2 separate regions of the Homo sapiens genome follow, and region 1 is linked to region 2. Evidence: chromatin loops called from intact Hi-C (ENCODE). Cell type or tissue: endothelial cell of umbilical vein. All regions are shown on one strand. Links, peaks and the distances in the headings refer to the core of each region. The heading gives the core; the rest is flanking DNA.

What was found. A loop is a pair of places that touch in the nucleus more often than their neighbours do. Peaks named below come from ENCODE experiments on the same cell type or tissue, not always from the same donor. Only the 100,000 strongest peaks of a DNase experiment are listed, where the experiment ranks them.
Region 1: a loop joins it to region 2, with 5 times the contacts of the local background. A loop is called at or near these places in 2 of 110 quality-filtered maps.

Annotation. Positions count from the first base shown.
Region 1 is chr13:39,887,081-39,902,588 of GRCh38, forward strand. No RefSeq gene overlaps it. Among named protein-coding and RNA genes, the nearest start is that of MIR4305, 230 kb to the left of the region's middle. RefSeq lists an enhancer at 5,792-6,086. In endothelial cell of umbilical vein, for the core only: no CTCF peak of the experiment used is centred there; DNase peaks (open chromatin) are centred at 5,951 and 8,341; H3K27ac peaks cover 4,661 bases.
Region 2 is chr13:40,023,637-40,039,144 of GRCh38, forward strand. No RefSeq gene overlaps it. Among named protein-coding and RNA genes, the nearest start is that of LINC00332, 150 kb to the right of the region's middle. In endothelial cell of umbilical vein, for the core only: no CTCF peak of the experiment used is centred there; a DNase peak (open chromatin) is centred at 7,615; H3K27ac peaks cover 1,944 bases.

The DNA of each region.
Region 1 (15,508 bases), core at 2,913-10,912, 140 kb before region 2:
GAGTAAAGTCAGTCAGATATTTCAGGTTTGAGATTACAAAGCCTAGGCTGTTTCTCCTATGTAGGGCCTTTTGCTCTGGCATCCAAGGAGAGTCAAAAGGAAGGTCCCTAATTGAGAAAGTCAATTTTCATAAATTTGACAAATTTTATAAAAGCTGACTGGCTTCATAAAACAGTCTTTGGTATCTTTATCCCCCTCCCCTCCCCACTGGTAATAGAGTACTATTATTTTGATTATATATTAACTTCTTTTGCTGAAATGTGGGTCCTGTCCATCTCACTCCAGTACTGACTTTGAACTACTGGATGTTGTCCCTTCACTTTTTACAGTCTCTTCAGGGAAAAAAGGGTGTGTAGGGAATCAGCAGCATAATAATTGAGCAGCAACAGCAGGGCCACTAAAAGATGCAGAAAATCAAAAGGAAATGAATAAACTGAGAAAGCTGGAATCAATTTGGTTTTGACTCAGAGTCATACTCTGTTTTGAAAAAAAAAAAAAAAATCTCTTTAAAAGGTTGGTGCCAGCTCACTGGAATTAAGTTATAAATAAAAATCAGAATTACAGCGTCCAATTTTTTTATGGGTTTTTAATAGGTACATTGTTTAGCTTCCTGACAAACTGATGAAATGCAGACCTGCGAAGTCACATAAATGCCTGTGGCATTTGTTTACTTGGACTATTAGAATAAAAGAGATCTTTTGAGGTTATACCCTTTTTGTAGTGAAACTCAAAATTGTGCTTCTGCAGACTTCTGAATTTGTACATGTTAAACTTTTAAAACCACTCTCAAATCTATTACTGTGCCTTAGCACAGCAGCTGGGGAGGTGGTTTACCTGTTGGGCCACGTGTTCCCACTTTACAGGTGATCTTTTCAGGCTAGGAAGTGGAAGAGCAGATGAGGATTCAATTTTTGTGATGCAACCCGAGGTGAAGGGACATTAATTCGGTCTGAAAGTCTGGGTTTCTATCAGCTGTAGAGACTTGCGATTTCTGAGAAGTACCTGGCATGTGAACTGGCTTTTAACCTGCATTATCTACAATAAGTAACTCCACACTTTGGTTTAGGTTCCATTTATTGCCCTCTGCTCGCTCTTGCTCTCTCTCTCTCTCTCTCTCTCTTTCTCTCTTTCTTTCTTTCTTCTTTGGTTTGAGACAGAGTTGCCAGGCTGGACTGGAGTGCAGTGGCGCCATCTTGGCTTACTGCAGCCTCTGCCTCCCAGGTTCAAGCAATTCTCCTGCCTCGGCCTCCTGAGTAGCTGGGACTACAGGCGCGTGCCACCACGCCTGGCTAATTTTTTGTGTTTTTAGTAGAGACGGGGTTTCGCCATGTTGGCCAGGATGGTCTTGAACTCCTGACCTCATGATCCACCCACCTCAGCCTCCCAAAGTGCTGGGATTACAGGCGTGAGCCACCATGCCCAGCCACCCTCTGCTCTTTCATAGCTTTGCAACAGCCTCTCTCCATCACTAGCCACATGCATAGGGATCATAGACCTGCCAATGACAAGAGGAGCACTTAACGTTAAGCAAGTGCTGGCCACTCTGTAAATCAGATTTAATATCATACCAGCTTCACAATTCAAACCCAAGTTGTTTTATATGAACCGGGCCTATTAAAGATAAAGCCTGACCTCCCCATCCCCCTTAAAAAAATGGAAGTTTAAAAGAGAAAAGATTGAAAAAAAGGAAAGAAAACTTCTATTTGTACTTCACACCAGGTCAGGTGACTACTGCTATCAAAATGCTTTAAACACGCGAAATAGAGTTGCATTAAGCAATAATTTCCTATCACTGAGAGAATCTGCTTATTAAATTTGCCAGAAGATGTCCTACCTTGCAGCCAAAATGACAGACTTGTGAATTTCATGCCACTGGGTGTGGGTGGCATTTCAGCCTTTCATCTCTGAAGGTAGAGGGTACAGGTAGGTCTCAGGCAAAGGCATTGATGGCCTCTTTATGGCCCTGCCTTTCCAGGTGGAGGTAGTTTTGGTTTTTAAGAAAACCTGGGGAGTGGGGACAGGAGTGGGGACAGCAAGTTAGCAGGTATGGTCTACCTGGAGGTCAGGTATCCCTGATCAGGAGCAACTCAGGGAGGAAACATGCCACTCAGGCTAATCAGCGCCTGTGATACCATCCACTTCCCTACTAAAATATTGACTAAACCCTTAAACAAAAGACTGGCTAATCCTCAAAGATCAATTCTGCCCTCTGGGGTTTTTCCTAATCAATCTCACCCTTGTGGGTCATGGGAGACATAGTCTTTGCCTTCAGGGAACACTGGGTGTGGATTGCAATGCCCTGTCTGCACTTTTGAATTTTGCAGGTCATTTAACTCTGCTATCAGCGTTAACTTTGTTCAAGTTTAAATCTAGAAATATTTTTCTTCTTATTCGCTGAAACCTTCCTCAACCCACTGCTCACTCCCCTCTCAAAACAAGCCTTTGTGTGGTTAGGAGTAAAACTGTGCCAGGGTGTAGCCTGCCCTCAGCAGAATGGAAGTGGAATGTGCCCTTTTGCTTGGATAATCTTTGTGTCTAAAAATAGAAGAGACACCCCTTACCGTACTGGTGACACACAGACTCATGGGAGATGAATAATCATATTGACAGTCATTTTGGGGGTAAGCAATAGAGAACAATGGGTAAAAACTGATCCTAAATTATAAAAATGAATATCACAAATTTCAAAAGATATTTTCATTGTAAGCTGGAGTTTTTGTTCCTTGCTCAATTCCTCTGCCCTTTTAATTTTTTTATTTTTATAAGCCAAAGCAGTTGCCCTCATTCACAACCTTTTATTTACCAGAGTGTGGACAGGGCACCTCCTCCATGTCAGGGGCACTCACACTCCCTGCATTCTCTTTGAGAGGTCTGACTGCCAGGCTGGCCGGGGAAGATGTGCATTGGTACATTCGAGGCATCAGAAGATAGAACACTTGTGACCTTACATCCTTTAGGTAAAGACACTTCCCCTACACTTTCCAATAATAAACCAACTTTCACGTTGTGTAATGTAGATTTGCAGGTGACTCTGTAAACAGTCATTTTTCCATTGCAAATTTAGGATACTTTACCAGCAATTTGCTTATTTTCAATAAATGGTAAAATAAAAGTAAGGGACACTCAACTGGAGTGAAACATGAGATGCATAACTTGAAATCTTTTGCTACTTACTACCAAATGTTTGTCCCCCTTCTCCACTAGATTGCATGCATACACACTGATATTAGAAAAAAAAAGTCTTATATTTTGGGACCACAGTGTTTTTTTGTTGTTGTTGCTCTGTTTTGTTTTGTTTGAGATGGAGTTTCACTCTTGTTGCCCAGGCTGGAGTGCAATGGCACGATCTTGGCTCACTGCAACCTCTGCCTCCCAGGTTCAAGCGATTCTCCTGCCTCATCCTCCCGAGTAGCTGGGATTACAGGCATGCGCCACCACACCCGGCTAATTTTTTGTATATTTAGTAGAGACGGGGTTTCTCCATGTTGGTCAGGCTGGTCTCAAACTCCCGACCTCAGGTGATCCACCAGCCTCAGCCTCCCAAAGTGCTGGGATTACAGGTGGGAGCCACCTTGCCTGGCCAGGACTACAGTGTTTTTGATGATAACAGCACACTGAGCCCTGGGGTGGAATGTCTTAGCAGATAACGGTGAACAAGATGAGTTCACTATGCCCATAAATGTCTTTGCAGAAGGGCCCACATGATGCAATGTAGGGCCAACAGTGAGGTTATATGAATCTCCTAGCCACTCTCTCCAAACCTGCAGACCGAATAAATATTGCTCCAAGTTGCCTGGAACTGGGAACTTGCCTAGGGACAGAACTGCAGCCTGGTCTTAGAGCAAATAATGCTCAAAGCCAGAAGTCACTTTACAGGTCGCAGAGGCCAACTTCCTTGATGTACATTCTAAGGCTCGAATGTTCAATGTTTAGTACTCTGGAGTGGGAGAGCAAGGACAAGAACGGAAACAGAATTCTGACACCCAGCTATCCCACTGTCTTTCATGGAAGCCGTAGTTCCTGCAAAAGATATCTTAAGATGTATCAATATTAAATTTATAGAAGTTGATAACTGTATTCTGGTAATGTATAAAAATGCCCCTATTCTTAGGAAATAAACCCTGAAATATTTAAGGGTAAAAGACCATGACATATGTAACTTACTTCAAATGGCTCAGAAAAGAAATTTGATGATAAATCATAGATAGATAGATAGATAGATAGATAGATAGATAGATAGATAGATGGAATAGCAAATGATAAAGCAGATGGGTAAAATGTCAGGTAAATCTGGGTAGAGGATTTCAATTGTGTTTATACATTTTATTTTTAAGCAAGCTGTCTGTAAGTTTCAAATTATTTCCAAATAAACAGTTTTTAAAATTTGCCACACAGACAAAAGCTATTTTAGGATGATAAAAGAGGCAAACTCCTCAGGCCTCTGCCTTGAGTTGGCCGTGTTTAGGATGGAAAGACTTCTAGCACCCTACTAGAGGCTGTAGAATTTGGAAAGCAAAGACTTCTCAGCTCATCTGGTGAGATGGATTTACTGGGTAATTTAAAAAAATTATATGGGTGTGTTCATTTCTCTTGTTCATTCATCTTAGTGGCCAGGTATACTTCCTGCAGTTTAAAGTTGAATGAGTCAGCTATAATTTGGGGTAAAATTATCGGTTTATCACAGTGTGCAAAGGTGCCCAATGAATACTGAGTTTAAGGAAACAGACATGTATCTTTAGGACAGTGACAGAACAAATTGAACATTTGCAAGTACTCAACATTTTGTGAAACATTTTCATACGTATTTTGTCATTTGATTTTACCCCAAGATTTGAAGTGCAGGAATTCATCCCATTGTGCAGTTGAGGAAACTGAGGCTCAGAAAGGCTAGTTCTTAATTACAGAGCTGTAAGTAGTGGGGCTGAGACTTGAGTCTTACTATTAGAAATTCTGTGCTCTTGTCACTAGGCTATGCTACCCTGTCTGCAGCTAGAGCAGTACACCCTCCAGCAGACATTTACTATGTGCATTCTAAGTGTCAGATATTGTACATGGCTCTGAAATCTGTGTTCCTGCTGCTCCTATGTGCTTAGTAAAATGGTGCTAATAAACTGCAAAACACTTTACTTTTTGGCCATTTAAAAAATTTCATTAGAGAAATACATACAAATGCCTGTTTTGTTTTGCTATTTTTGCCTTCATTTTCGTGTGCATGTAGAGACCCATTTTAGCTTTTATCATAAATGTGGTACCAATATACCTCACAAAGATAATCATAACACCTCCTGGGAGGTACTTGGGAGTTTACCTAATCCAAATTTTTCATCTTTAGAGATAAGAAAATTAACACCAAAAGCTTCAAGAAAATTGTCTAAAGGCACACAGCTAGTTAGACGCTGAGCCAGGACTGGAAATCAAATGTCTGATTACAGGTTTAGTTTATTCCTCCTGGAAAAGAAATAGTTTTTAGCAAAGTGTAGTTGGTTTTATATTAATACTTTTTTTTCCTTGACATCTTTTAAAAAGGGATAGGCTAAAAAGGGATGCTTTTATGTTGAATATACGTGTGTGTGTGTGTTTGTCTGTGTGTCTGTGCGTATGTGTGTGTATTCCTGATGTAAACATACAAGAAGATTAACAATTAAGCATATTCATCCAGAAGAAGAGGGAAGAACTCAGATCAGCTCTGTTCTGTGTTATATTTGTCTCTCCTAATCAAAACCATATGAGAAGCTAGAAAAGAACCCAGAGCCCAGTATGACTGCCAAAGATGAAGAAGAGACAACAGAGAAAGAAAAATGAGGGAAGAGTGAAGCAGAGACCCCATATTATTTCCAACATTTTAGCACACGCTCGCACTTCCATTCTTTATCAGATAAGAATGTTTTGCACACATTGGGCCAATTTACGCTGCACAGGAAAGCCTGTAGCTGTGCTCTCGGCCCACCACTTCCTGTGGGAGTCAGCAAAACAGGCTCAGCCCTTCCATTCCTTTGACCAAAATGCTTCCAAGTCCTAGCTAGGAAGGGCCCCATTGCTTATCTGGCCATTTGATGGAAGGAGTCCACAGTCAACTCTTGGCAGTCATTAGGAAAATAGTGTCCATTTCTCAGGTATCTTTTCCCACTCTGTGTGTGTGTGCGTGTGTGTGTGTGTGTGAATAAGAAAGCTTAACCTTTTTTGGGCTCACTGCACTCCAGTGCCTCACTATTCATGCAAGTTAATTCTTTACAGTTGTAATGATCTCTTCCCTTGTCCCACGACAATGTAGGTCTTCAGGTGCAGGGAAAGGTCTTCTACCCACCGGAACCAACTTTCACCCCACCTCTTCACTGCTACCAGAGTCCCTCTTCAGAGGGGCTCTACTTCGCATTCTGGGATGCAGAGACTCACAGTGTTTCTTTCCAATACATCATCCTAGGAGAGGAAAAAATCATTGGGAGGCTGCCCATTGAGATCCACTCTTTGGAGTCTCATTCCGAAACCAGCTTCTCCTGAGGCCAAGTGGCAAAGACAGATAAATAATATGGTGTCATTTAATTTACTCTAAAATAGTATTTAAAAAGGTTTAGTTTATGATCATCTCCAGATGTTTTCGCAGGAGTCCTTACTTCTCCTGCATCCCTCTCACACTGGTCATCCCTATTCTACTGGTTCTATATCTCATAGTTTGTTTCCTAGGTGCCACCGTCACCAAACAACTGCTAAGGATTTCTGTCACCCGTCTTCCTCTTGGTGTCTCTGCGGGTCTGAGATGGGAATGGGGAGAAGGAGCAGCTGGCTCCCCTGATTTAAAATCCCTGTCCCTGGAGCTGCCATTCTGCTGGGGCTTTTCTTGAAGGATTTTCTCTGAGGGCTCTTGTCCCTCACCCCAACCCAAATAGACTCTTGTGAAAAACAGAGCTCTAGTTGGAAGGCTCTTTTGGCAGACTGAGTGCCCTCAGAGTCTTTTGGTCTCCTTGCAATAAGGGAGCTCTCCCCAGAGCTGATTCTAGGCCAATTCTAAGAGTACAGGAAGAAAAATGGAAATTTTTCATTCAGGGATTGAGCCCCAGGAGGTGAAAGAGTGCTCCTGTCATCTGCATAGTTAGTATAGGAGAAGAAAAGCACCATTTTCTCACCAAAGCTAGGTTTGTGGCTGAGGCCTCTATAACAAAAGGCTGATAACGAGAGAAAAGCATACAAATGTATTTAGTATAAGTTTTATGTGGCACGAAAGCCTTCATAAGGAAATAGAGACACAAAGAAATAGTAAACTTGTGTATTTTTATGCTAAGTTTGATGAAGAGTAGACAGTTGTGGAAGAATATGCTTGGATCTAATAACTGGGGGGAACTTAGCAAGACTCGTTTGTTTAGATTCTTCTCTGTGACCCTGTATCTTCAGAGATAAGGCTATGCCTTTTCTCTGGGTATAGGGAGGGCACCTCATGAATGAGGGTCTCATGCCCTGCATCCGGGGAAGGTCAGAAAATGCTTTTTAGGTTTTATGACCTGCTGCAGGTGAGAAAGGTGGGGGGAAGATCAGAGTGACCTTCCTGCTTCTGCAGTTTTCTAAAATTCTTTCAGCTTAAAATATTCTGGGGTAGTGTGTCCTGAACCCCATCAACAGTGGGAAACACAGGACCAAAAAGACTCAGATCTGAAATTCAACCCACTGTTCTTTCCAGCATCCCAGTTCTGGCAGCACCGAGCGGCAGGGAACACAAATGGGAGAGCTGGGCTGGGCGAGCTTCCTGTTCGGAGGACTTGGTCCTTTGGTTTTTGATTATATTTCTTACTGAGTAGAAAGAATTATTTATTTTCATTAGGAAATCTGGAGGAGTAAAAGGCCTAGAAAGCATCGGTGGGGATTGTATAATTTATAACAAACTCCATGGGGGGCAGGGCACAGGAAAAGAGAATGACTGATGCGATCAAAAATTCCAGAAATGAAAGCAACCTAAAGATCTTCATAAATATCAGAAATCAAAGATCCTAAAGATATTCTTGCCCAGTATTTTCAACATTTTAAAACTGATTTTCTCACACAACACTTTTTCAATGAAGCTTCTATGCATCTCTACAACCCGAGATAATTTTCAGTAATTTCACTTCTTATAGTTTGGGACATAAAAATATGCACCCTTATAGATTCTTCTGTGTCCCTAGAGGTACAAGGTACTTTTCTTCTCCACATCCGTGGAAATCTCTGTAGCACAATCCCTGTAGCAGATGAAGAAAAATGCCTACAGATGGCCTGCCTCAAATCCTATAGCTGGTTAGCTGGCTGCCCAAGATAAGAACACATGTTTCCTGTCTTCCAGTCAAGAGCTTTATCGTCTATAATATTCTGTGTCCCTACAGTTCAAGTGTATCAAGAATGTGAGATGTACTTAAGAGTTTTCAATTCTTCAAATTCTTTAGAGTGCTCAAAATATTTCCTTGGAAAGAATTATTCGAAGCATCTTCTGGAAAACAAGCACATAGTATATCCATCATCCAAATGGTTCATTAGTCAGAGAGAGAAGCATTGATATTAGAAGCAGAGGATAGAGCCTCAGCCAAAACTTCAATCTGCCTCTGAACACAGGAGAGGGAAGTCAATGAGGATGAGAGTCACAGAAAAGAAGACACAGTGGCCATTTGAATTTGGCATGATAAAAACTGATGAACATATAGCCCAAAGCAGTATAAGGCACGATTCCTAGGTTTAAAATTTTAAGAATAAAATAACCCAGACAAGTGAAATGATAATTATTAAATGCTTATAAGTACCCCCAGGAATCTTCAGAAATTTAAACCACACTCTATAATTAATACATATGGGATTTTTTTTCTTTTAAGACAAGAAAAGTACAATTGTACTGAGAACACACAAAGGAAAATAGGAGAGTTCACCTTGAAAGATATAAAATGCATGTCCCTCTGAGAGTGAGAAAGAAGGTGGGCTCTGACCAGAGGAATCCTGAGAACTACAAGTGACAAGAAAGGACAGCAGTCCCTGGAAGGAATGTGAAGGTGTAAGGATTAGAGGGACTTCCAAGGCTTTTGTAAAAGGAATAGAGAGAAAAGAAACAGGAGGTCCATTAGTAAGAAGAAAGATGGATTTAATGATGAAAATAACATTATTGAGATAATTAACCGCATCAATAAATTTCTCTATTAAAAAGAAGAAAGAAAATATATCCCCAGAATCCCCTGGAATCTTTTCTTTTTGGGGGGGTTGGAGGGAGCAGAATCTGAACCTTTTTACAATTGGACACAAGTAAACAAGCAAATTTTACAATAAAATGAGTTCCAAAGCAAGCAAAATTTATCTATGGTATTAGAAGTTGAGGGAAGGTTAGCTTGGGGAGGAAGGACCGGGACTTCTGGGACACTGGCAATGTTGTTTCCACACCCTTGTGGGGTTATGAGAGGGGTGGTACTTGATGAAGATACGTTGGGCTGGATACTGTGACCCATATGCTTTCTTAGATGTGCTACACATTAGTAAAAAGTAAAAATCAAAACAAAATACAATGAAAGTTTAAAAAATGGTAAATATGGAAACTATCATGATATATAAACCAGAATCAAACGTGGGGTATTAAGAATAAGTAATAATATGGTGAGTGGCTCACATATGTAATCCCAGTGCTCTGGGGGGCTGAGGTGGGAGGATCACTTGAGCCCAGAAGTTTGAGGCTGCAGTGAGCTATGATTGTGCCACTGCACTCCAGCCTGGGTGACAGAGCAACACTCTGTTTTTCTCTCTCTAAAAAGAATAGAATAATGGAATTATAAAGCAGCACAAAGATATTTTAAAAATTGCTAGATTAAAAAAAATTGCTAGAAAGCTGAAGATCAAAAACAAAGCAATAAATCAGGGTACAACCATATCCTACCTTGTCAATTAATATATTCTTGTACAAATTATATATATATATTTTTCCAGTGGATATTTCTCATGGATAGGAATTTATATCCTAATTGAAAGTAAATCATCATATTATAATTTTTCTTTTTTACAACCCAAGTTTTCAAAGATATAATTTGTTTAAATTGAAATGTTTCCAAATATGTAGAAAGGAATAAAATAATATAGCCATATGTGACTTATAAGAAAAGACTATTCAATCAGCCAAAAATAATTTGATTGCTAATTGTGTGGCCAATTCAATACTATTTATCATTGAGCATATAAAAGAAGCAAAGGGTTTTTTTTTCTATTAAGAACAACTAATCTAACTGAGAAGGGAAGACTAACAAATATAAATAGCACACGAAACTACGTTGTTCAATTTTATGTCTATATAAGTGACAGTAGGAGTGAAATAGTATGACCTTATGGTGTCTTAGAGTATGATTTTGATTCTCTCTTCCCCTAAACATATTTTGAAATGTTGAAAAATTATTGTATTGACTGAAATTTGTATAGATTATAAACCAAGGGTCCTCTATTTTATAGAAATCATTGGATGGAGATCAAAATTAGATGTCACCTTCTTAAACAGATTCATTAAATTTTCAAAGAAGTAATGTACAACCATTAAATTTGCATTTGGCTCAAAAACACAACATTTTGTGAAAACCCTAGAAAGTTTAAAAACGGGAGAGGGGAGGAAATAGGGGGAATCTCTCAAGTTGAACGTCAGTATCACTGGGAGTCAATTACAAACACCATGAGTGGGAGGGAATTGGTCAGGACCAAGTGCCAAAAGCAATGTTGGGGTTAGAGTGTAAAGCAAATTACGTTAGAGATGGGAACATGACTTAGCAAGCAATGGTAAAAAAAATAACCAGAATCTGTGTCTCTGTCTAGCCAGTAACAAAACCTCCCACACTGAACGTGAAAAGAAATAGTGCAGAAGGATGAGCAATAGGTCATCTAAACATCCACATTTCAGCCTTGTTTCTAACCCACATTGGTGAGTGAATTAGAGGTTTTCCCTCAGTCCAGTTGACTTCCGGCTGACTGTGTTAGGTTGAATAATGGCCCCACAAAAATATCTACATTGTAGGCCTCAAAACCTGTGCATACGATCCTATAAGGCAAAAGAGACTTTGCAGATGTAATTAAGTTAAGGCTTTTGAGATGGAAAGGTTCAGGGGGCCCAGTGTAATCACAGTGGTCCTTGTAAGAGTGGGGCAAGAAGGTCAAAGGAGGAAGTAGGAGATGTGGCAATCACAGAACTTAGAGTGATCTGGGGAACAGATCAGGGACCAGGGAAAGTACACTGCCTCCAGAAGCTAGAAAAGGTAAAGGAATAGACTCTCTCCTAGATCCTCCAGAAGGAACCAGCTCTGAGAACAACTTGACTTCAGCCCAGTGAATCTGATTTTAGGCTTCTGACCTTCTGAACTGAGAGGGAATACCTCTGTGTTGTTTTAAGCTGCTAAGTTTGTGGTAATTTGTTACAGCAGCATTAGGAAACTAATACATTGAGTAAGATGATCAATTGAATTAGGCTTAGTTTTCCCTAGGATATTTCTCATGCGGGGTATTTAATTAGTACAATGCTTTGGCAGAGTGACAGGTAGTTAGTTCACAGCTAAGCAATGGCTTCTTTCAGAGGATTTCTTAGGTAATTTTTCTTAAATTTTTTCTGCTTAATTTGTGGCTTTAGAGTCTCTACACTTGGAGTTTAATTAAATCCAGGATGGAGCCTTTGGTATTATCAGCTTCTTGGATTGTTACAAAAACCCATTCACTGGTTAGGTTTCCTGAAATTCTTGTCTATCAGTATTCATGGCCTGACTCCAGAATGCATGGGGACTGATACTCAAACTCCAGGAAAAAAAGAAATTGATCACATGGCTTAAGAAAATTCCTACATTTGGAAAATTGTAGATTAAAATATCAACACTTAAGGATCTTAGGGTATTTCCATGGGGATCCTTTGACTCAAATGTCTTTTTTGGTATGTGATTTGTTCCCCTCCTCACCGCAGCAACAAAAATGTTAAAAGAATACTTAAAAAAAAAAGAGTTTATCTATTAACATGTTTTCCCCCTCTTGAGGACAGAAACCATGAATTATTTTGGTTCCACAGACAGTAATTGACTGCCTACTTGATAGTAGGTGACTGAGACTTATTTTTCAAGGAAGGAAAGGAAAGAAGGACAAAGAGTGATGGGAAGAAGAAAGCTCTTTTTTATATCTCCTTTGACACTGAGTGAATGGGGGAGCTGGGATGAATTTCATCAGTCAATATCTACAAGATTTTAAAATTCACTTATACAAAGTGTTGTGTTTACCTGCCTAGAAGCTTACTTCTGAGCCTAGATTGAAGGATAAAAATTAATGCTTTGGGTATTGAGAAATGGTGACAGAAAATGGCAGTGTTGTTGAAGAAAGTTTCAAATAATATTTGAAATACATATTTTAGCTATCTTAAATCTAAATAACTGGTTCCATGTTTTTGTGACTTTCTTTATAAAACTCGACTAACTATAGGCAGAGCCTTAGGGAAGAGTCCCATACATTGCCTAGTTATGAAAATATTGGTGTAAGAAGACACTTTCCAATGCTTCTGGAAACTTCAGTAGAATGAAAAGAACTAATACAGTAAAAGAAAAGGGTTATTGCTTAAATATGAAGGGCTCTATATATACTTTTTTTTTCCCTGTATAGAGACGGGGTCTCACCATGTTGCCCAGGCTGATCTTGAACTTCTGGGCCTTAGTGATCTGCCCACCTCAGCCTCCAAAAGTTCTCGGATTACAGGCAGGAGCCACCATATCTGGCCTGTATGTACTAATTTTTGAATTCAAATCTTTAGTTGGAATGGCACTAAAAAGAGAAACAATTAAATATGGAAACAGTAAGTACTTGAGTTATTAATGAATTGATGCGGAAACAAAGCCTACAAAGCCTTTATTCCATTGAAAGAGAATACAGACAGAATAAAGAGATGGAAATAAAGAAGTAGGCTTTATTCAGCTGCTATTCCTTAGTGGGCCGTGGGATTTGTAGCGCCACACAAGGATGACACCCCACATAGACAGAGGTGGTCTACACCACTTGCACACAATTTGTACATGGTATGGCATTGGGCTAGCCTTGTGTTCCACCTGAAGAAGGGAATCCTGCCCCCTCCGACACAAGGGAAGGCATCTTTCTGGCAGAAAGAAACACTGGTAAGTCAGGAGACCTGGATTCCAGTCCAACTTCTTCTCCCTCGCTGCTGTTTCCTCTTTTGGAACACGAGAGGCCTGAATCTGATGACTCCTGGGGTTCTTTCCTATTCTGAAATTCTCTAACTTTACACTTGGCCTGGAGAACAGTGTTGTCCTTTAAAAGGAATTTTTCTCCCTGTCAGGTTCTCCTGCCCCAAATGTTTCAGGTCCTGATTTGTACACAATAAGGAGCAAAAGGCATCTCCTTTTGATCCTGTGGTTAAAAATATTTAGTTCTTTGGTGTTTGAAATGTTCTCTCCAACTAAACATTGTAACCTTGACATAGCTTGATTTGCACTTAAATATAAACATACTATTGGCAAGACCTCATGAAATAACTGACTTACAGCAACCTTGGAGTTGGCAGCATAACATAACAGATCAAGTTTCTCATTATCATTCCATGCAAGATAAGAGAATTTTCCTCTCATTCAGCTGAGTTTCCGTGCCTTTGTTTGTTGAGTACTAGGTAGTGAGAGCTTTAAAATGCTCAACATCATATTCTGTGATGTGAATTTCAGCAGCCTATTTGGGGGAGTTATTTTTAATCTCTTAATACATGATTACTGTGACCATTTTCTCCTTATCATTGTCTTAGATTTAATTCACAACTGGTGTGATTATTCTTTCTGGTTGTGATGCTAGTCTATTAAGGCTTTGAATCATGAATGCAGCCTTGTAGGTTAAAAAGCCAACAAAATTGCTTTTGATGGGATAAGATTATGAGTGTCCCTGTGGGTTAGTGAGTTTTTAAAAATTTGTTTGCAAGGCCACATAAGTTAATTATCATAAAATAGGTACAAGTGGTCTTGCAGTTCAATTGGAAATTGTAACAAAAATATGAAAGTATGAAGTAAAATGCACCATAACAGAAATGAATTGCATTGCTTCACAAAAATCTTACACAAAAACTTAACAAGCATTTCCATCTTATAAAATAAAATAAGATTCCGTCAGTAAGGTTTGGAGAGATTAGTTCTTAGCCCAGGTTATTCTCCTTTTTACATGATCCTTTCCTATACTAGCTACAGAATTGCAGAAAAATACTCCCTGGAGAGTGAGCTGGCTCACTTCCAATATTCAAATGTCCAGGTAAGGACTATTTGTCCCTCTCAACTTATAATCTTGTTAAATTGTGAGCAGCAGCCTCTGAAGACAGTGTCTCAATTTACCAAAACTATTAAAAATGTGTTTAGAGATATCTAGGAACCAGATGGCAGAATAGGACCTTTTAATCAATCTTCCAGGTGATAAACTGAAACTTACCATCTTTTCCTTCTCTTCTTTGTTCTCATCACTAACTTCAAAACAATGCATCAATCCAAACAGTTTAATTCCCTTATTACTCACCCAAACCACCCCAAAGTGTGAATTTCCCATCAGTTAATAAATAAATTGCAAGACCTTGAAAGAGAATACAGACAGAATAAATAAATGGAAAGATGCTCAGTGGTAAAGAAAAAGTTATTCTGACACTTGTTAAAATGGTAAGAAAGACTGGAAGACTTTGTTCAGGACTCTTGCAATAGGTGTTAAGACAATTGCAACAGAGGAGAGAGACTGAGCTCAACTCCAGATAGAGCAGAGACAGCTGGGGCTTTGTAGCCAATGAGCAGAGTGAGGGCTTCAGTGGATGGAACACTACTAAGGGGAGACATCAACGGTAGGAGGGATTCTTGCTAAACTGACTTAACAGGATTCTTGCTGAAGGCAGGTCAAGGGCTTATATATCAGAAGTAGGGGAAGAGGAACTTGATCAGATATCAAGGGTAATCAGACATCAAGGGTAAGAAATTTTCTCTAAAGTGACTTAGCAGGATTCTTGCTAAGACTGGCCTTCTGCAGGTTTGGCAAGAACAGGAGCTGAGGCTGAAGTCCAGTCCAGAGAGGGCTCGGAGAGGCCTGACTAAACTTTGGTCAAGGAGAGAATCTTTGTCATCAGTAAGTGGTAACTGTTACTAACAGAGCGACATCTTGACTTTGTCACTTGTCTGTCTGTCGATTTATTTCAGAGCACTCACATATCAGCTCTATTTTCTCTCCCATTTTTGCTGCTTTGGAATTTAATGGCTGAATTTAATATTCACTCTACCAAAATTCTACTACAAGTAATTAATTGACACATCCCAGGGAGGTGGATGTGATAGAATTTTAACTGCATCCCTGAAAATTATATGTTGCCATTTATAAGTTAAAAACCTGATTTGAGAGAGTTTCAAAATTGAGTCATTTATAGAGTCAAAAATTGTATGCTTTTACTCCAAAGACATTGGTTTGTGGAAGATGTTACTTGTCGAAGAAAAGATATTGTGTGCTAATAAAAATCAATAAGCTTCAAGGCCGGGTGCAGTGGCGCATGCCTGTA
Region 2 (15,508 bases), core at 3,024-11,023:
TAAGTGGGTTGAAGAAAGCTCTGAACTAAGGTAACAACTCCGCATCTGGAGGTTCTGGTTTTTATTTCTACATGTGCACGGGAGACAATAATTCTCATAAAGATTAATCACTCCACAAGTGTTTTGAATCAGAAAATAATGAAGAACAGAACCTGGGTTCTGGCTTCGGAATTTGCTACAGCCCATCCAAGGGTTGTTCATAAGCTGTATTCTTAGAGGATCATTGTGCTAATTCCATTAGAACTAATTTTTCTTTTCTTTGAAAACTGCATTGTGCATTATCAGGCTGAAATCTAACAGAACTATGCTGTCAAACATTCTGTACAGCAAACAATGATGTAGAAACATCAGAGTAATCTCTAAACAAGAAATTCTTGGGATTCTGCAGATGAAGAGTGAGGTGCCCAGTGTAGGAAGGGACTGACTTATCCCATTCTTGACTTGTTAGCCCCTGACATGGAGAAGTTAAGCTCCAGAGCTTTTTCAGTGCAAAATACTCCATTTTCATTAATTCCTTGGAATTTGTGATACATGGGATATAAGTTGCATGTGCACTTCTGCATGTCTGTGTTGTGCATGTATGTGCATTGTGTGTGCGTGCATGAACCTAGGTAGAAGACCATAAGAAGTGTATAGAAGAGGAAAACTCTAAGAGGAAACACTACCAAGGTTCATGTTGAAAGGAATACTGAGTCAATGTTATTCTAGGCAATACACACAAATTTCAACTTAGAAACTGGCAGGTTGATTATATTTTTCAGATGAGCAAAGTGCATACTTTCAGAATGATGGGAGACTATTTCAACATTAATTTTAACAGGTCTTCTTTATTGATGAAAAAATGCCAGGCTCACCCAGACTGAGCTGAACCACCACCATTTGATCTGGAAAGAACACATGCTCAAGGGACCAGGCCACTCCCTGGTGAGCCAGCCTGTATTTTGGGGAAGAGATGGTTTATTTGTTAAATGATATGGCATGAGCCACAAATCTATTAGATTTTTTGCTCTGCTTTATTGCAGATTATTTGGGCAAACTCCACTACCCCTTTCTGAAAGCCATGAAGCATCCACAGCCAGCCAGCCTTCACAGTGCAAGAAAGAAATACTTGACATAGTCAAGCCTGAATCAGGAGTCAGCAACTCAGGTTTCAAACTGACTTTGGCAATTTCCTGACAACTCTTTGCCTTCATTTTCCTATCTGTGAAACAGTTTTGCTCATTTTGCTACCCTTAGAATAAATTCTACAATGTCTATGAATCGATTTAAGCCCCTTCCTAGAATGACAACTACAGGAGGCTGCTTCAAGGGTGTTCGTGTAGCCCAAACCTCCCTTTTCTGAAAGAAATGCCTCCCCCTGCACAGGACTGGACACCAGGAGCCAGATCACTCAAATGATGCTAGCCCCTGGCCATAGTTAGCTGAGTCAAAGGTGGATCAAGGAAGCCAATCTCTAATTAAGCTGGACCTACTAGTGTCTGTCTCTCTTGGGACAGGTCAGTTGGTTGGGAGCCTGAGACTGGGGAACGATGCAGAGACAAGGGTTAGGCAACACATTTCTGACACTCTTCCAGAAAATCAGGAAAAAACAGTCTGCGAAGAGAGAAAAATAATGCTGATATCCAGAGAGAAGTGGGGATGAGCAGCTGCTTGACCCCCAGGGAGTGATGCTGGGAGGCATTGCCTTGGTTCCTGACTCTACTCCAGGTCTTCATCCAGACCTTCTGCTCCTCTAACCTCATATCCTTTCAACAAATCCCACTTTTTAGCAAACACTCCTTGGTGAGTTTCTGCTACTTGGAACCAAACGATCCCAAGCCTGAAATCACATACTCCTCTGAGTTGCCTATCTCAGAAAAGCTAGCAATGTCATTGACAGATAAGGTCCTTTGCAGGAACACTGTTGCAGCTGGAGGTCATTATCCTAACTGAGTTAGTGCAGGAACAGAAAACTAAATATCATATGTTCTCACTCATAAGTGGGAGCTAAACATCGCATACTCATGGACATAAAGATAGGAATAATAGATGCTGGTGACTACTAGATGGGGGAGGGAGGTCACCAAGGGCTGAGGAACTAACTGTTGGGTACTATGCTTAGTACCTGGGTGATGGGATCATTCATACCCCAAACCTCAGCATCACGTAATATACCCATGTAACAAGCCTGCACATGTACCCTCTGAATCTAAAATACAAGTTGAAATTATTTTTAAAAAAGGATTATTAACAAGACCTTTTTATTTAAAAAAAATTCTTTAACATTCTTTCAGAACAAAACATTAGCATCCAGCTTGTTCTTGGACATTCTTGTCTGTTAAGGTTGAGCCCATTTAGGCAAATTACCCTAACATGAAACTGAGCAGAATTCTCAACAGAAATCCAGGGCTCAGCTATTAGTAGAGTTTTAATTTTTGTTATAGCATTGAAAGATGACCATTCTCAAACCACTACACAGCTAAGCTGGGTTTTGACTCCTTGACAACTGCATAGCAAATTGGTCCACATGAGGAATTCTGGCTCTATTAATCAGCTGTGGCTGCTCCATGTCAGTGGGTAAAATGCGGATGTCATTCAGGGTGCAGATGGCCAATCCAAATGATGTTTTCAATGGCATGAAATGAGGCAAAAGAACTTGAAATTGAGATAAGAGCAGCCTACCACCACCGTCCAGCCTTCACTGGAGGTGTGAGAAGCCAGCCTGTTTCTGTTCACAGGGAATTTAGGTGAATCATGACCATTTCTGTCCGCGTGAGGTTGAAAGTGAAACCCTATTCAACCCTCAAGATTTGCTCAACCAAGGGCTGATTACGGTGGGAAGGAAAGAACAGAATTTACTCATCAATAGTCCTAGACCTGTAGGCAGAAACCTTTTCCTTTGTGGTATCTGGCTCATCATCATCAAAGAGTGTGTTTCTCTGTGTGTGTGTGTGTGTGTGTGTCTCTCTCTCTGCCTCTGGTCTTTCTCATTTTATCTCTGTGTGTATGTGTAAACACACACACATATAAAAACATATACATAAATTGTGTATATATAATACATATGTACAGTATATATGTATATATTATGCAGGGCCAAATGATTATTATCAAAGAGATTATTAAAAATGCTGTTTTATCCTGCAACTTCTCAAAGAGATGAAGCTTCCAAATTGATATCTACAAGAGGTGTTGTCCTGTAGGTGCTATGAAGCACTCATATTTCCCCACAGAAGAAGTGTGGTTAGTAGGAAAATGAAAGTATTTTGAATTTCTCTTCACTGGAACTTAAGGGGAAACCCAGGAGACGTGCCTTGCTTCTTTCCCCCATGGCTCCAGCTGAGGACACCCTGTCATCAGGACACGCCTGCCCCACAGAGCAGCTGCAGAGAGGACCCTTCCCATATCCCCGGCCTCCCCAGTCTGTTCTCCTGCTGACCCCTGCCTTGTTAGCTGGATAGCAGATGCTCCCTCATCTAGCCAGCGACAAGCAGAGGGCATTCTTCTAAGAAAAGTGCCAAGAATCATTCCTTCTCTAGAAATGTCACCAGAGTCCCATGTGAAACAATAATAGGGACATTGATTTAACATCTAGGCATTTTGATTTTAAGGGCTTGTACCTATGGTATTTGCTTATGCTGGGGCTTCCTGAGTCCCTAAATAACCTTTCCAGTCATTTGGGGCTGAGTGATGATCAACAATGTATCGCAAACAGGACTTCTCATCAGTTTATTAAAAATTCATCCATCTTGGAAGATCAGTCAACTTCAACATAAGAAGATCCATTTTTGGGGATCTGACTTAGCTCACAAGTAAAGTGGGCTTTCTGGAAAGTGAGTGCGTAAATGGCCAAATGTAACATAAACTCCAGTGAGCTGTGCAAGCCACTCACTGGAGCAGATTGCTCAGTGGCCACTCATTCTGATAATTAATGAGTCTTATTTTGAACTGCAGTGACATCGTATAAACATGGATGTTTTTTCCTTCTACTTTATTAAGAAGGAAGAAAATAAATTAAACCTCCTGGCAACAAATGAATGAATATGTTATATTTTTTAATATCCACAGCCTTACCCACAGAAAGTTTATTATATGATGGGCTCTCAAAATGAATTTTAATATATGCCTTTGGATCATTTATCTTACAATTATCACCACAGGGATTTTCATGGAAAAATAACATTTTCTGGCCAGGCATGGTGGCTCACACCTATAATCCCAGCACTCTGGGAGGCTGAGGCAGGCAGATCACCTGAGGTCAGGAATCCAAGACCAGCCTGGCCAACATAGTGAAACCCTGCCTGTACTAAAGTTACAAAAAGTAGCCAGTGTGGTGGCAGGCACCTATAATCCCAGCTACTCAGGAGGCTGAGGCAGGAGAATCGCTTGAACCCGAGAAGCAGAGGTTGCAGTGAGCCGAGATTGCACCTCTGCACTCCAACCTGGGTGACAGAGTGAGGCTCCATCTCAAAAAAAAAAAAGAAAAGAAAAAACATTTTCGTGGCAACCCCTGATATGTCTATTCCCCATGGAGTATGCAGCCGTCCCTTCACTCCAGCCTCCCACTGTTGCACATGCCTTATACTGAGGCAGTCATTATTTTGGTATTGTCATCACTGGCTCAGTGACGTACAGTGTCATCACTGTACATCCCCTTCAATAGCCCATTAAGTCCTTGAAATAAAAATAAAACCTTCCTCCTTTATGCTTGAATTACTAGTCCTTAGCAATCAGTACATACCTATAATAAAGAATTGTTACATAAAAAAGAAAATTTACCAGTACAAAACCATGTTATACAATTTTAAAAACCCTAAAATTATGATAAAATGAAGTCTAAATGGCAAAAAAGAAACAGAAAAAAAAACAACTAAATTTGTAGATCTTTCCTTCTCATCTGATGTCAGTTCTTTCTCCAATAAGCAATGGGTGGCTGAAAGGCATGCATGGCATCCTTATTGGTAACAATGCATCATGTGGAAGGAACACCATGCAAGCAAGAATGCATTCTTGGTAAACTTGAGTTTTCTCTCAGATTTTTATAAATTCAGACGTAATTGAAGGAATTCCGTTCATTTCCAGAGTAGCTCAGATAGTCTTTTCTGGAAGAGATTTCTATCAGGATGAAATGACACCATTTCTTTGAGCTAAGTTCAAGTGTTTTAAAACATGCTGCTTTTACTACTTTTGAAAGTCCAAAAACAGTGGATTCAAAAAGAAAACAAACAAACAAAAAAATCCCCCCCTGCCCCACATAAAAACAGACAAGCAAAAAAACCATGAAGCTTTTCCTCCTGAATGGGATATTGCATTTTGGTGCAATTCTTTGCTTTTTTCCATCTTGTTGTGATTATGGTTTTCACCAAGTGACGTTCCTTTCTGTAGTTATTTCTCTCCATGCCCATGTATCTCTTCTGGTAACCTACTAAGGCTTGTTTTGATAGCGTGTGTTGACCATGGTCAGGGCCAGAGGAAATAAGCACCTAGTCTTCACTTCAAAGTTTAAAAAAGTTGTTTCCTGAATCCTAACAAAGATTGTTTTTCCAAACATCTTGCTAAGAGAAAAAAACAACACACCATTTGAGGAGCTTCATATTGGAAAGAGTCTTCATAATGGACTCTTGCTTCTTCCCCCTTAAGGAGACAAAGCAGAAACTGTGTTCCCCAAACAGTCATGCAAATAAGATCCCCTCATTTTTGTATTCTGCTCCAACATCTATGGACTGGGATAGAATCTGGTGGCCTACACTGCTGGATGAAAAAATGGCAATTTGATGATGTTCTGTATCTAGGGAAGAATTTCAGGGAATGTTGTCTGTTTGTCTCTGGATTGCACTTCACTTGAGCATAGCTCAGTGGAAGTAAAGCGCAAGTAAGCTACACTGTACTGGATGCCTACCTTGAACTTGCGTTATTGATGTGGGTTTTCATCCAGAAGAAGAGGGGGATAGGTTGGAGAGGAGGGTAGATGATTTTTCTCTCCATGTCTCACTTGAACTTTATCAATTTATACCTACTTGATCCCAGCATCAATTAAAGCTGTGGGAAGGGGGAATGCTATGTGGGAATATAAAGCAATCTCATAATCATAGAATAAGGCTGGGGAAGGGACCATAAAGCATTTCTATTCTACCCAACAATCTACAGTCTAAACTATTCATAACATCTCTGCCAAGCCATTACCTGGTGTCTAGGTATAATTACAGTTCATGGGGCAGCACACTCTAAGTGTGGATACCACTGTCCTGAGAAGGATGCAGTGTACTCAAGGGGACCCTCCCACTCTTAGAAGTGTAGAAGTTTGGGCCAGAGATGCTCATTCTCTCGACCATGGGCTTTTTATGCTGATAATCTGGTTAGATCACTGGTCAGAATGCTGGATGACATTTTCCATCTTTAGTTCTTGCAATTCCAGGAAGCCTTATTTACTACATGGTCAGCCTTATTTACTACGACATCTCAGCCATCTGCAGGGGGTTTGTTCCAGGATCCTCCCTCACCCCGATACTGAAATCTATGGATGCTCAATTCCTGCATCTGGCCATGTGAAACCCATGGGTATGAAAAGTCAGCCCTCGATATCCATGGATTCCATTTCCCACAAATACTGTATTTTCAATCCTCAGTTGGCTGAATTTGCATATGTGGAACCCACGGATATGGAGGGCCGACTGCACTTCCCTGTGCAAGGAAAAGAGCTTAAGATGAGGTGAGAAAAGAAGCCAAATGGTCTGCAAACATTTGTGGCCAGCACTTCCGCTGGCTCTGTTTCCAGGTTTTTTTCTGTTCCTCTGCCACATGTCACTGTGACAAGCCACTCTAGGAGGCCCGTCACACTGCTCTGTGCTCTGATTTGTGGCCTAACCTTTGTTGAAGGATCTTTTGTCCTACCAGACATCTTGACAGCCTGCTCTAGGCCGCAGATGTGGATGCTTGGACTTCCTTCCTTGATGCTAATTTTGTCATTGCAACCCATGGGCACCACTACCCAACCAGCCCCATTTCTTTCTCTTCCTTCTGTTTATTTTTAGTCATAGAGTTTGCCAGTATGATGGTAAAATATTTATGTATTTTGTATTTTTAAAGAGTCAACTAAAACAGAGTGAGCCATTACTTTCTTCTGAGGTGCTGAGAACCTTTCAATCAACAAGTATCTACTGAGCTCATCCATGTGCCAGGCATTGTTTCCTTTAGAAGTCCAGTTGATTTGTTTTTTCAAATCCCACCTTTTCTTTGAATTACATATTTTGAAATTGACAAATCTTTTCCTTTTTAAACATCATTTTAATGGTGTGTTTAGGTGACTCTTCTGCTCCCCTCGGTCACAAATATGTCAAGAGACAGAGGAATAGAGTCTGTTCTACACCAAGGAGGTAGTTGGCACTCAACCAATAAGTGATGTGGAACCAGGGAGCCCTTAGAAAGCACACTTGCTAAGGCAGAGATGAATGCTCAGGCTTCCAGCAATGGGTCTGCGTGGGGCTCCTTCAGAAAGAAGAGCTACAGCTTCTTATCATCCCTTCATTTCAGCAACCAGACTTCCCCTGTGGCTCCTAAAACCCAAATTCCTTTCTTTCTACTTCATAGCTCACCGGTGACTAATCATAATATAAATGCATCTTTTAAGCTGTAAATAACCTTAGACATGCAAAACTCAGAGACGCATTAAATCACAAGGAACATTAGTATGGAGCCAATAGTAGAATCCAGGTCTCCCAGCTATCAGCACATCCTGCTATAATAACATGAATCCAAGGATCCACCAGGAAACAGACTCGGAAAGACTTCTGTTTATCATTTGCTGACAAAGTGGAAGTCTAAGAAATGCTTCTTAGCTAGACGGACGCTCAATGTATTCTCTAACACTCGTGGTTTCTCCTCCCATGTGAACTAGGGTCACCGTACCCTGAAGGAAACACTTCTTAAATCTTAGTTCTAGGAGGTTTTGTTCACGCTTCGACCTCGACAGTGGCAGGTTGCCAGTTCCCCTCTTTCAGGCATAATGGTACCTGAATTATTATGTGAGAGGGGTTCCTTGGGATGACTTTGGCTATTGTCTCATGAGGCAAATGGGCTGCTTCTTAGAAGAACCCTGATAAAAGGAGAGGCAGAGTCACATCAAAGGCAGCACTGTACAGCACTTTGGGAGGCCAAGGTGGGCAGATCACCTGAGGTCAGGAGTTCGAGATCAGCCTGGCCAACATGGTGAAACCCCATCTCTACTAAAAATACAAAAATTAGCGGGGCGTGGTGGCGAGTGCCTGTAATCCCAGCTACTTGGGAGGCTGAGGAAGGAGAATGGCTTGAACCCGGGAGGTGGAGGTTGCAGTGAGCCAAGATCATGCCACTGCACGCCAGCCTGGGTGACAGAGCCAGACTCCGTCTCAAAAAAAAAGCAGCACTGTGGAGTGCAGGCAATCAGGGGGTGCACAGTGTGGGTATGCAGAGAATTGAAAAGCAATAACATTGACTAGCAGTCTGTCTGCTCTTCACTGTCACCATGTGCCAGAAAACGTAAAGAATGCCAGTGATAAAACACTCCTTCCTGAAATATTTTTTTCACCAATGCTATAACATTTAGAACAACGGCTGAATTTACATATAAGAGTTGATTTTACATATAAAAAGAGTGACTCTACTTATAATGAATGCAGAGAACTTCAGTTTCCCAGTGGCTCTGATCCTCACAGACTTGGCTATGCATGTATGCATGTTTTTTTTCCAGAGGTTGTGGCTAGCTGTTTGGAATCGTTCAAGATTTGGTAGCCCTGTGTGTCTCTGTTTCCTATGGCACTATGTACTCATGTGCATAAATATTAGATTCAAAATAAAAATTGATATAACAATGATGGTGTGTTAGTCTGCTCAGGAGGCCATAAGAAAATATATCACAGATGAGGTGGCTCAAACAACAGAAATTTATTTTCTCACTTTTCTGGAGGCAGGAAGGCCAAGATCAAGGTGCCAGCAGAGTTGGTTTCTGCTGAGGCCCCTCTCTTGAGCTTGCGGACTGCCGCCTTCTCTCTATGTTTCTCGTGGCCTTGTTTACTGAGCACATGCAGAAAGAGAGAGAGCTCTGGGGTCTCTTTTTCTTATGAGGACACCAGTCCAGATTAAGGCCCTACTCTAATAACCTCATTTAACCTTAACTACTTCCTTTAAAGCCACATCTCCAGATACAGTTGTATTGGGGGTTAGGGTTCCAACATATGAATTTAGGGGTTGTGGGGACACAATTTAGTTCATAACAGATAGTGAATGTAAAGAATAAGAAACGGCCAGGCATGGTGGTGCACGCCTGTAATCCCAGCACTTTGGGCAGCCCAGGGAGGCGGATCACCTGAGGTCAGGGGTTCGAGACCATCCTGGCCAACATGGTGAAACCCTGTCTCCACCAAAAATACAAAAATTAGCCAGGTGTGGTGGCATGTGCCTATGGTCCCAGCTATTCGGGAGGCTGAGGCAGGAGAATAATTTGAACCTGGAAGGCAGAGGTTGCAGTGAGCCAAGATTGTGCCACCGCACTCCAGCCTGGGCAATGGAGCGAGACTCCATCTCAAAAAAAAAAAAAAAAAACAAGAAACAGAACCGTAATTACTTCAATTCTATCATTTGTTGTAACTATGCAGTGTTTTAATTTGTGTTTACAGTTAAAAAAAAAGAGTACAAATTGCAAAGTGTTAAATTTTTGTTTGCTATATGCAAATTTTTTTTCATACCCAAAGTATTTTACTGCTTTGAAATAATACCTTTGATATTTAAATTTATTTTTCTTTAGAAATTGTCACTCCTGGCCAGGCACAGTGGCTTATGCCTGTAATCCCAGCACTTTGGGAGACCGAGGTGTGTGGATCACGAGGTCAGGTTATCGAGACCATCCTGGCCAACATGGTGAAACCACGTCTCTACTAAAAATACAAAAATTAGCTGGGTGTGGTGGCGCATGCCTGTAATTCCAGCTACTTGGGAGGCTGAGGCAGGAGAATCATGTGAACCCAGGAGGCAGAGTTCGCAGTGAGCCAAGATTGTGCCACTGCGGTCTAGCCTGGTGACAGAGCTAGCAAAAAAAAAAAAAAAAAAAAAAAAGAATTTGTCACTCCTATAATTGCACTTGTTATTAAACTGAAATGTATTGTTCTTTATTGTTACAAACATGTATTAGTTTGGTGCAAAAGAAATTGTGGTTTTGGCCATTACTTTCAGCAGCGAAAATCGTAATAGCTTTTGCACCAACCTAATAGGTTTTCCACCCTTTGCAAAAATCATACATTAATTTAAACAATTTTAGTCCACAACTTGATTCCTTTCTTGTACTGTAAAATGTTAAACTTACTTTGACTGGCTCAGTAATGGCCAAGAAAAAAAATTTTTTTCACTGTATTTCTTTACCAAGCATTTTTATTTTGTCATTGTATGTCAAATACCCACTGAAAGCAACAGAAGAGAGGCTCTTGGTCGTAACTAGATAGGACAATGAAAGGAAGTTTAGCAAGTCATCCTTCTGGGGTCCTGAAACCTCATGTTATCCTAGGTAAGTTTTCTCTGCAGAAACGTGGCCAAGTTCTTTTTTTCTTGTATGTGGGGCCTGGGGAAAGTGAACAAATAAGTCCATTCCCATCCGCTCAGGGCTTGCTCCCATTTTCTTCCCGTTTAGGCCTTGCCTGACCCATCAAAGGCATTGAGCACATACCTATGGGTACCCCAGCCCACAGGTGCATGCCATAGTCACCCCAAGAGACAGCCCTGGGCCACCCTCTCAGGCCTGCGGTGTGCACCTCAGCAACAAAGGCTGCCCTCAGGAGGACTGACCTTGGAAATAGGCTCACAGCTGTCAGGGTGGGGAATCCTGGGGATTGCATACCTGGATCCTGGTGGGTAGGGCTTGAGTCAAGCACTTCTCTTGGTCCTACAGCCTCTTCACACTGTAGAAGAGGCCAGCAAACCTGGTCATCTAGGCCTGGAGAACTTACTATTGTGGGCAATGCATGTTCACTGGTGGATGTGATTAGTTTGGAAATGCGGGTTGTGCATGGTATACCAATATTTCACAAAATTTTCTCATTACTAGCTCCTTGCATCACCTATGTCATGGATCTTAGGTGTTGAGTTACTTACACAGGATCCCAGGAACTGCCATAAGAAGGCCATTGAAAATCTTCCAGCAGCTTGACTCTCCGTATGACAGGGAGAACTTGATACTTGATGGCTTATTTCGTGTTTTGTTCGTTTGTTTGAGACAGAGTCTTGCTCTGTCACCCAGGCTGGGGTGCAGTGGCGCTATCTCGGCTCACTGCAACCTCCACCTCCTGGGCTCAAGAGATTCTCGTGCCTCAGCCTCCCGAGTAGCTGGGATTACAGGCATGTGCCACCACACCTGGCTAATTTTTGTATTTTTAGTAGAGATAGGGTTTCACCATGTTGGCCAGGCTGTTCTTGAACTCCTAGTCTGAAGTTATCCGCCCACCTCAGCCTCTCAAAGTGCTGGAATTACAGGCATGAGTCACCATGCCCAGCCCTTGATGGTTTATTTCTGACTCTACAACAGCTGTTTGGGAACCCTATAGACTGAGGTTGAGAGAGACACAGAACCGTTTCCTAAAAGATAATAACACAGCATATTTTTTCTTCTTCTGGTATTTGAAGCAAAATTACATGAACATAAACAAAGGCTACTCTTCAAGTACTCTTTATTCAGTCTGCATCTATATTTGTGTTTATATACATGCTTGTGCATGTGTGCACCTGTGCACTGTGGTACAGAAGTGCACACACATGTGTGTGTTTGTACCTTTGGCTCCCAGAAGTCCCACTGAGAGTGATTTGTTTTGAATACTGATGCCTTTTCAGGTGAGACTTTTTTTAATCTGAAAGGTGTAAGTAGAAGCTGTGAAAAGGTACAGATCAGAGACTATAACATCCCCTAAGGAACTTTTCAGAGGTTCACACTTCATGCGCCAGACTCCCTTATTTCAGGATAAGTATTTGACATGCTTTGTTACCTGATTAAACCTGCATGTGTTTTGTTCTGGCTTATTACTGTCTGAGGCACTGTGTTGTGAAATGAAAATTACTGGCATTTGCCTGCCAAATTCAGTGATTCAGAGAATTATGAATTAGGATTCTTTAATTACAGAGATCAGCACCTGATAGGTTAATTTCAAAAGCAAAGCTAACTACATGTGCTGTATTTATTTTCAAACTAATTCTATTGAATTACATTTTATTTAAAAGGTCTCATTGGTCCCCATTAATAAATAGCATTGTAACAAGAGAACAAAAAACAATAAACAAAATGCTTCATTAAGACTCGATATAATTTCATCTGGGCTGCAGAATTAAGAAGAAAATTAGATTTTCATGAAATAGAATTCAAACCCCAGTGATTCTTTTGGTACATTATTAAAATAGTACCCTTATTTGATAATATTATAGACTACTCTTATATTTCAGTTGAAAATATTTAGCTTCATGGCATCAGATGGTTTTGTTTGAGAACACATAAAACATGGTGATTTGTGGGAAAAGGAGAGAAGATTCTGTTTTAAGCCCATATTATTTTCTCTATCTTCCACGAATGTTTAAATACTGAAGAAATTGCTACAAATGATGTCTAATTTTTTATTTTATAAACCATTTTGTTATAGTTAATAGATGTTAAATTGAAGCAACAGTAACAATTTAGTGTGACAGTCTACCAAGGCAGCTTCTTGTTTTGTTTGTTTGTTTGTTTGTTTGTTTTGTAGTTCCCAGTGTCTACTGTTGCCATCTTTATGTCCATGAGTACCCAATGTTCCCACTTATAAGTGAGAACATGAGGGATTTTGTTTTCTGTTTCTGTGTTAATCCACTTAGGATAATAGGATAATGACCTTCAATAGCATCCATGTTCCTGCAAAGGACATGATTTCCTTCCTTTTATGGCTGTGTAGTACTCCATGGTGCATATGTACCATAATTTTTAATCCAATCCACTGTTGATGGGTACCTAGGTTGAGTTTCTGTCTTTGCTGTTGTGATAGGACTGTGATGCACGTGCAAGTGCATGTGTCTTTTTAGTAGAACGATTTGTTTTCTTGTGGATATATACCCAGTAATGGGATTGTTGGGTCAAATGGTAGTTCTGTTTTAAGTTCTTTGAGAAATCTCCAAACTGCTTTATACAGTAGCTGAACGAATTTACATTCTAACAACAGTGTGTAAGCATTCCCTTTTCTCCACAGCCTTGCCAGCATCTGTTTTTTTTTTTTTTATTTTTTAATAATAGACATTCCGACTGGTGTGAGATGGGATCTCATTGTGGTTTTGATTTGCATTTTTCTGATGATTAGTGATGTGGAGCATTTTTTCATGTGTTTTTTTTTTTGCCACTTGTATGTCTTCTTTTGAGAAATGTCTGTTCATGTCCTTTTGTCATTTTTTTAAATTGGGTTATTTTGTTTTTGCTTGTTAAATGGCTTACATTGTTTGTAGATTCTGGATAGTGGATCTTTGTTGGATGCATAGTTTCTGAATATTTTCTCCCATTCCATAGGTTGTCTGTTTAGTCTGTTGATAGTTTCTTTCACTGTGCAGAAGTTCTTTAGTTTAAATAGGTTCCATTTGTCCATTTTTGTTTTTGTTGCAGTTGAAAACTTAGTCAAGAATTACTTGCCAAGGCTGATGTCCAGAATAGTATTTACAAGGTTTTCTTCTAGGTTTTATAGTTGTAGGTCTTACATTTAAATCCTTAATCCATGTTGAGTTAATTTTTTTTATGTGGTGATGGTGAAAGGTAGGGGTCCAGTTTCATTCTTCTGCACATGGCTAGCCAGTTATTCCAGCACCATTTATTGAATAGGAAGTCCTTTCCTCATTGCTTGTTTTGTCAAATATCAGGTTGTTGTAGGTGTGCAGCTTCATTTTAGGGGCCTCTATTCTATTCCATTACTCTATGTATCTGTTTTTGTACCAGTACCATGCTGTTTTTGGTTACTGTAGCCTTATAGTATAGTTTGAAGTTGGGTAATGTGATGCTTCTGGTTTTGTTCTTTTGGTTAGGATTGCTTTGGCTATTTGGGTTCTTTTTTGGTTCCATATGGATTTTAGAATAGTTTATTCTAGTTCTGTGAAAAATGGCATTGATAGTTTGATAGGAAAAGCATTGAATCTGTAGATTGCTTTGGGCAGTATGGTCATTTTAAGAATGTTGAGTCTTCCAGTTCATGAACATGGAATGTGTTTTCATTTGTTTTTGTCATCTGCGACTTCTTTTAGCAGTGTTTTATAGTTCTCTTTGTAGAGGTCTTTCACTTCCTTGGTTATGTGTATTCCTAGGTATTTTATTTTTCTTGTGGCTATTTTAAATGGGATCGCATTCTTGATTTGGCTCTTAGCTTGAATGTTATTGGTGTTAGAGATGCTACTAATTTTTGTACCTTGATTTTGTATCCTGAAACTTTACTGAAGTTTTTTGTTGTTGCTGTTGTTTGTTTGTTTGTTTAGAGGAGGCAATAAGTACAGTGTGGGGAAAGTTCGAGAAATGAAGGCAGGTTCTCAGCCTTCCTGTATTATTCTGAACAGTCTGGCTCTTGGCCCAAAATTGCACTCCCCAATCAGCAAATCAAAAGCCTAGAATTAAATAATCCATTCTCCAAGAATGTAGTTTAGCCTGCCAGCTGTTACCCATCACATCACAAACATTACCATCTTATATGGTACTCTCCTTAAGACAAAATGTGGTAAGTATAATTTTTGATACACATACTTCTCCAACAGAGGTAGCTTCTTCATACATATCTGCTAATGTGTTTGATGGCAGTGACTGAAAACTGATGTCTGCAGGCAAACCTTGGTGAGGTGTGGTATGAAAATAGTGCTTTGGCCACCCCATCGCCATGTGGTAAGCAGATCTCTCTAATAACCGGGTCTAGTTGGAAACATAAATATGAAGCTCAGATAAAATATGCAAGCTGAAGATATAGTAGTTTCACATCCCCACTGGATATATGGATCATACCTACAGGTGTTATGCAAAGATATGGAATAAATGGGGTTTCCCAAAGAGAAAGGGTTAAACATTAGAAAAGACCTAGGCTGAAATTCCAGAGTGAAACACATTTTAAGTAGTAGATAAGCTCAGTGAAGGCGTCTGAGAGAGGTACAAAGAAAACCAAGAGATAATGGTGATAGAGAACTCAAGAACAGTTCCAAGAAGGATGAATAGGTCTGCTCATTCAACTTTTTTTTATTTAATAAAATTTAATTTAGCTGGGCATAGCGGCTCAAGCCTGTAATCCCAGCACTTTGGGAAGTCAAGCTGGGAGGATCCCTTCAAACTAGGAGTTCTAGACTAGCCTGGGCAGCAAAGCAAGACCCTGTCTCTACAAAGTATTTAAAAATTGCCCAGGCATGGTGGTGTGCACCTGCTTCTTTAAAAGAATCAGTGTGTAGACTCATAGCCTGAGGATCTAAGATCTAAGCTGTTTATTTTTAAAGGGTATATCCTTTATACTTATTTTAAGTTTTTTTCTTCATTCCAAGCAAGGCATAC